Regions from separate parts of the Homo sapiens genome. Here region 1 is linked to region 2. The links are chromatin loops, found by intact Hi-C in ENCODE. Cell type or tissue: OCI-LY7. All regions are shown on one strand. Links, peaks and the distances in the headings refer to the core of each region. The heading gives the core; the rest is flanking DNA.

Evidence for each region. A loop is a pair of places that touch in the nucleus more often than their neighbours do. Peaks named below come from ENCODE experiments on the same cell type or tissue, not always from the same donor. Only the 100,000 strongest peaks of a DNase experiment are listed, where the experiment ranks them.
Region 1: it touches region 2 in a loop (7-fold over the local background); 2 of 110 quality-filtered maps call a loop at or near these places.

What each region holds. Positions count from the first base shown.
Region 1 is chr1:42,952,741-42,955,652 of GRCh38, reverse strand. All of the region lies in intron 1 of SLC2A1 (solute carrier family 2 member 1), which reads left to right. Among named protein-coding and RNA genes, the nearest start is that of SLC2A1, 4.7 kb to the left of the region's middle. RefSeq lists enhancers at 1-231, 1,583-2,527, 2,761-2,912. In OCI-LY7, for the core only: a CTCF peak has its summit at 1,641; a DNase peak (open chromatin) is centred at 1,701; H3K4me3 peaks cover 2,119 bases; H3K27ac peaks cover 2,275 bases.
Region 2 is chr1:43,652,189-43,655,100 of GRCh38, reverse strand. KDM4A (lysine demethylase 4A) reads right to left here. Exons shown (of 22, transcript NM_014663.3): 2 at 1,788-1,964. The coding sequence starts at 1,925. Among named protein-coding and RNA genes, the nearest start is that of KDM4A, 3.5 kb to the right of the region's middle. In OCI-LY7, for the core only: a CTCF peak has its summit at 1,510; a DNase peak (open chromatin) is centred at 1,540.

The DNA.
Region 1 (2,912 bases), core at 154-2,653, 700 kb after region 2:
TTTCTCAGCCCCTTTGTGGTGCAGACAGCATAGTTTTTTGTTTTTTGTCTTTTTTTGAGACGAGGTCTCACTCTGTCACCCAGGCAAGTATCTTGGCTTACTGCAACCTCTACCTCCCAGGCTCAAGCGATTCTGTCACCTCAGCCTCTTGAGTAGCTGGAACCACAGACATGCGTCACCGTGCCCAGCTAAATTTTTGTATTTTTGGTAGAGACAGGGTTTCGCCATGTTGCCCAGGCTGGTCTCGAACTCTTGAGCTCAGGTGATCCGCCCACTTCAGCCTCCCAAAGTGTTGGGATTACAGGCGTGAGCTACCGCACCCGGCCAAACATAGATGTTTGCATATGTGGTTTTGAATCCCAGCTTAGCTTAGTTGCCCAGTTTTCATCATTACAGTGTCTAGGAATTCAGAAAAGAATGTACGTCTCTGTCCCCATAGATGCTCCATAAATATTTCTTGCTTCCTTGGACTCCCATGATGCCTTACCTGGGCTGTGGGTGACTTGTACCTGGGCCTTGGCCTTTATCCAAAAGCTGGCATTCTGGCAGTATGAGCTTTTGGGGAGTCAGGATGCTGGCCCATGGGTATTAAGTCAGGTAAATCATTAAAGCTCCCACTAACCCATTCTTCCTAGTAGGGGCTTGTTGGGAAGTGAGTAGGCATGGCACATGGGTGAGAGTGCCAGGCCAGGGAGGGTCAGCTCATGTGAGTGCCCTGCGCTGCTTTGGGCTTCTTTGCTTTGCTTTTTTGCCTTAGGCTTCCTGCCTACCTTTCTGAATTTGGGTCACCCTTGGGATAGTTTGAAAGGGACATTCATGTCCATTAACTCCAAGGGTCCTCACAACTGCCCTGTGATACAAGTTACAGTGACCTCATGGTCCAATAAAAAATGACTTTGCCAAGATCACACACTGAGCCTCCCACCCCAAGACATGCTGCCAGCCTTTCCAGGATGACATTAGAGGGTGGAAGGAACCCAGAGCAGGAGGGGCCTTCCAGCCATGGCCCAGCCCTCCATTTGACAAATGGGGAAATTGAGTCCAGAGAAGGGAAGAGATTTGTCCGAGATAAGGCTATCACAAAAGATTTGAGGCGTTCTATGGAGCTGTGTTTTGTTTTGATTTTTGAGACGGAGTTTCGCTCTTGTTGCCCAGGCTGGAGTGCCATGACACAATCTCAGCTCACCACAACCTTCGCCTCCCAGGTTCTAGTGGTTCTCCTGCCTCAGCCTCCCGAGTAGCTGGGATTACAGGCATGTGCCACCATGCCCGGCTAATTTTTTTGTATTTTTTTTTAGTAGAGATGGGGTTTCTTCATGTTGGTCAAGCTGGTCTCGAACTCCAGACCTCAGGTGATCCGCCCACCTCGGCCTCCCAAAGTGCTGGGATTACAGGTGTGAGCCACCGCGCCTGGCCTAGCTGTGTTTTTTTTTTAAAGATGCTTTCTTCTCCACATGCCTGTCTGTGCCATCCTCCACCCACCCCAAATGAGCAGGAATCCCCAGACACAGGACTTGCCATGCCATAGGAGCCTGAAAGTTGGATTAGACGTAACTTGACAACTGAAACTCTACTGTGAATGGAAACAAAACACTAGATGTTCCCACTAAACTCTGACCTTGAAGAAGTGGCTTTCCTTGGAGCCTTGGTTTCCTTCTCAGTAAATAGAGACTTGGCTACCCCCAGTGGATGTGGTGAGACTGGCCCCGTGCCCTAAATTAGAGAAGTGGCTATTTTAAGTGGAAAGACCCTTTGTAAGGCCAGTCTGGGTGTACAAATGATGTAAACAGCCCCAAGATGATCCTTGTCTAGTACCGAGCCATCCAGGGATTCGACCCTATTTGCCCCGGAGCTGGGCCAGCCTCAAATCCCCCGTAATCAGCTTGTGACTTCAAGGAGCTCAGCTTTGCCCAGTGCCTCCTGGTCACGGGGTGTCGGCCCAGAGCTCTGCTCAAGTACCAAGGGTACAGCCATCCAGCTCCCTGCTTCCCCAAGACTGGCAAAGCTGGGGAGGCCTGGAACAAAGAGGAAAGTGTGCAGTGTTGGCTTGGGGCCTGCAACCTCACCCCTTCCCCCACCTCACTCCTGGGCATAAAGGTGATAAAGCCGCTCACTCAGTCTGCAGTCTGGTAACCGACGTCCCCATGATGGCGGAGGCTGGGAGGCCTCCTGACCAGATTCATGGGCTCAGAGAGGCTGTGTCCAGGCCTGCAGGCCCAGCCCTGGCTACCCTAACAAGCCTCCAATTGTTACCTCTCTCCACGGGAGGGGTGGACTGGAGCCTGAGGCTCTGTCTTCCAGCCACCAGGCCTGGCAGTAGCTGATGCATAAACATTAGGGTTTTGCAGTAACTGAGCAGGGCTCCCAGGCCTTGAACCTGGGCAGAAAGAAGACAGCATCTCCTCTCTTTGTGACCACACTGACTTGCCTCCCTGAGGCTTCTGCACCCTGGAATGGGAGAGAGCTCTTGCCAGGCCTCAGCTGATGGAGCCTTTGGCTACTGAGGCCTCTGCTGGACAGGAAGTCTGCCTATGTCTCCTAGCCCAGTTTATCTCCCCCTGCCCTGGCATTTGGGAGTGGGGAGGAAACGGCTCCATCAGAAACAGCTCTACCATTGGACCTTAGGCCAGCCACACTTCTTGTTGGAGCTTGTGTCCTCAGCTGTACTGGGGATGAGAGCTAGCTGTCTGGGTCAGCGGCACTGAGGCTCCAGGGGAGCATGTGGTCTGTGCAGCAGGCTTGGGGAGTGCTGAGCAGCACAGATTGGGTTTCATAGCACAGTGGGAGCCCAGACAGGCCAGCTAGCCATAAGCACCTCTGCTGGAGGAAGAGGTGGACTCTCTTGGGCTGGAGGGCCCAGTTCAAGGAAAGAAACAAACAGCTACACTGGGCTCCTTGATCACCCAGCTGTG
Region 2 (2,912 bases), core at 242-2,741:
AGGCAGGTGGATCACCTGAGGTCAGAGTTTGAGATCAGCTTGGCCAACATGGTGAAACCCCATCTCTACTAAAAACACAAAAATTAGCCTGGTGTGGTGGCACTCAACTATAATCCCGGCTATTTGGGGGGCTGATGCAGGAGAATCGCTTGAACCCGGAGGCAGAGGTTGCAGTGAGCCAAGATTGCGCCATTGCACTCCAGCTGGGGTAACAAGAGCGAAACTCCATCTCAAAAAAAAACAAAAAAAATCTAATCTTGAATAGTTAAGTAAGATAGATCTGCTTTATGGAATACTATACAGCTTTTTTTTTTTTAATTAGAGAGTATTGTTTTACTTTATGTAACAAGGGAGAAAACAACACACACACACACACACACACACACACACACACACACTCACAAGCATCTGCATAAGGCAACACTGAAAGGACATATAAGAAAATACGGAAAGGGAGCAAGACTCTACATTAGCTACCTTCCAATAGCATTCTGTTTTTACTCACATAATCAAATTACCCATTCCAATAGTAATAAATTAACAAGACAGTCGACATGAGAAAAAAGAAGAATGAGTTGAATCCATAATTGACCTAGAGGGAGGAATATATGTTGTTAAAAAGGAAAAAAGAAAAAAAAAAAGAAAAAAGAATGAACGAACCAACACAGGAATGTATATGGCATGATGCCATTCTCTTTTAAAAACAAAACAAATAACACTATTTTATATGTGTGTATGTTTGTATGAGCAGAGAAAAAGGTGTGGAGGGAGCTAATACCACTTAAGGAGACGGCACTGGAGAAGGTGGATGAAGATCAGCCTTTTCTTTATCTGCGTTTGAAATATTTAACTTGTAATAACCGACATTTTTTTGGTAACTTTAAATCTAATAAAGTACAACCAAAAAAAGCAATGTGCTATGAAAAACTGCACTGCAGGCCCTGCTATTCCCGCCTGCTGTTATTAACCCAGCAGTAGCCGTATCTGCAGATAAGAAAGAGGATGTGGTCGTCTCAAGTCTCTGGAGGCACCAGGGTCCAAGACTGGTCCTCAGCTTTGTAGCCAATGTTCTTGCTTTCTCTTTTCATATTGAAAATGTAACAAGCACATATGGTAGGGAATTCAAACAACATAAAATGGTGTAAAAAATTTCCTCCTGGCTTAGACTGAGGTCCCTGCCTCTCAGTTTCCTGAGGATCTCTCCAGAAATGCAGTTCTTTCAGCTTCCAGCACTCAACCTGATTGTGACAGAATATATGAAAAGCTGATTTGACTCAGGAAAAATAACGAATCCAACTCACAGGAGAAAGAAGTACAAACCAGAAACCAATTTCAAATTACAAGGACCAGAATACTCATGTTGGCTGGCCAGTGCATTCTCTCCCCTTGAAGAAAGTCCACATGGGAAGCCAAATTGCTACTAGAGTGCTGGATGAGACTGAAATGAGAGCAAGAGAAGTCAGATGGCATAAGCACTCACTGGCAGTTCAATAACACCACAGCACCCAGCTCCACCAAGAGGGCTGAGGCACAACAGCAGCCAGGCCTGGAGACACTAGCTCTTTACCTCCCCCTTTCTGAAGATTCCAAGTAGCTCTCTTCCTACCTAAAAGCAGAGATGCTTCTGATGTTAACAACGGGAATTAACTTGCAAATAGAACCGCATTCACTAAAGTCATCACCCCACCCAACTTTCAGTAAAACACAGTTCCGGCCCAAATGTAGGAAAAAAATCTTACTGCTCTGCCCTAGGTAACAAAACCATTTGAACAATCCCAGCTCCTTACCTTGGCTAGCCCTGCCCGATGAGCTCCTTGGGATTCAATGTAGGCAATGTATCTACTGAAGTTTCGGAACTCTTCCATAGTTGGATAAAAGGTCATTATCCTAGCACTGGGATTCAGAGTTTCAGACTCAGAAGCCATTTTCCCTCCTTTTTGAGGTCCCTTTAGTCAGACAGGAATCTGAAGAAACACATTAAGAGTATAAAATAATATAAAAATTAAAATTAAGTGCTGGAAACATCAACTCTGAAAACAGTAAAAGATAATATAGAAATTCAAAAGACACAGTTAAGACTTCACACCTGGAATCTACCTCTAGAAAAGTTATTTAGGGGCCGGGCACGGTGGCTCACGCCTGTAATCCCAGCACTTTGGGAGGCCAAAGCGGGTGCATCGCCTGAGGTCATAAGTTTGAGACCAGCCTGGCCAACACAGTGAAACCCTGTCTCTACTAAAAATACAAAAAATTAGCTGGGCATGGTGGCGGGCACCTGCAATCCTAGCTACTCGGGAGGCTGAGGCAGGAGAATCACTTGAACCCGGGAGGCTAAAGGTTGCAGTGAGCCAAGATTGCGCCATCGCACTCCAGACTGGGCAACAAGAGCGAAACTCCGTCTCAAAAAAAAAAAAAAAAAAAGAAAGAAAGAAAGAAAGAAAAGTAATTTAGGGTGGGGGTGTGGTGGCTCAAGCCTGTAATCCCAGCACTTTGGGAGACTGAGGTGGGCAGATCGCTTGAGTTAAGGAGTTTGAGACCAGCCTGGGCAACATAGTGAGACCCTGTCTCAAAAAAAATTTTTTTTAAATAAACAACAAAAAGTTATTTAAATAAACTAGAAATACAGATCGAAAAGGTTCTGTTTAAAAAGAACCTGATGTATCAAAACTGCATGGATTCAAACCTTATTTCAACAGAGACATTGTTACTGCAATAGGATTGTTCTTGAAAGAAAAAAAAAAGAAAATTGTTTCAGCTAAAAAAAGGAAACTAATTATTTAGTTGTTGGTCCTAATAGTACAGCTAAAATGCCCATATTTTACCCTTATCCTTTCAAGCTACTCCCTTATTAACACCTTGCTAATCACTTTTCAGAGTATTAAACAGAATACACTACAACTTGAAAGCCACCC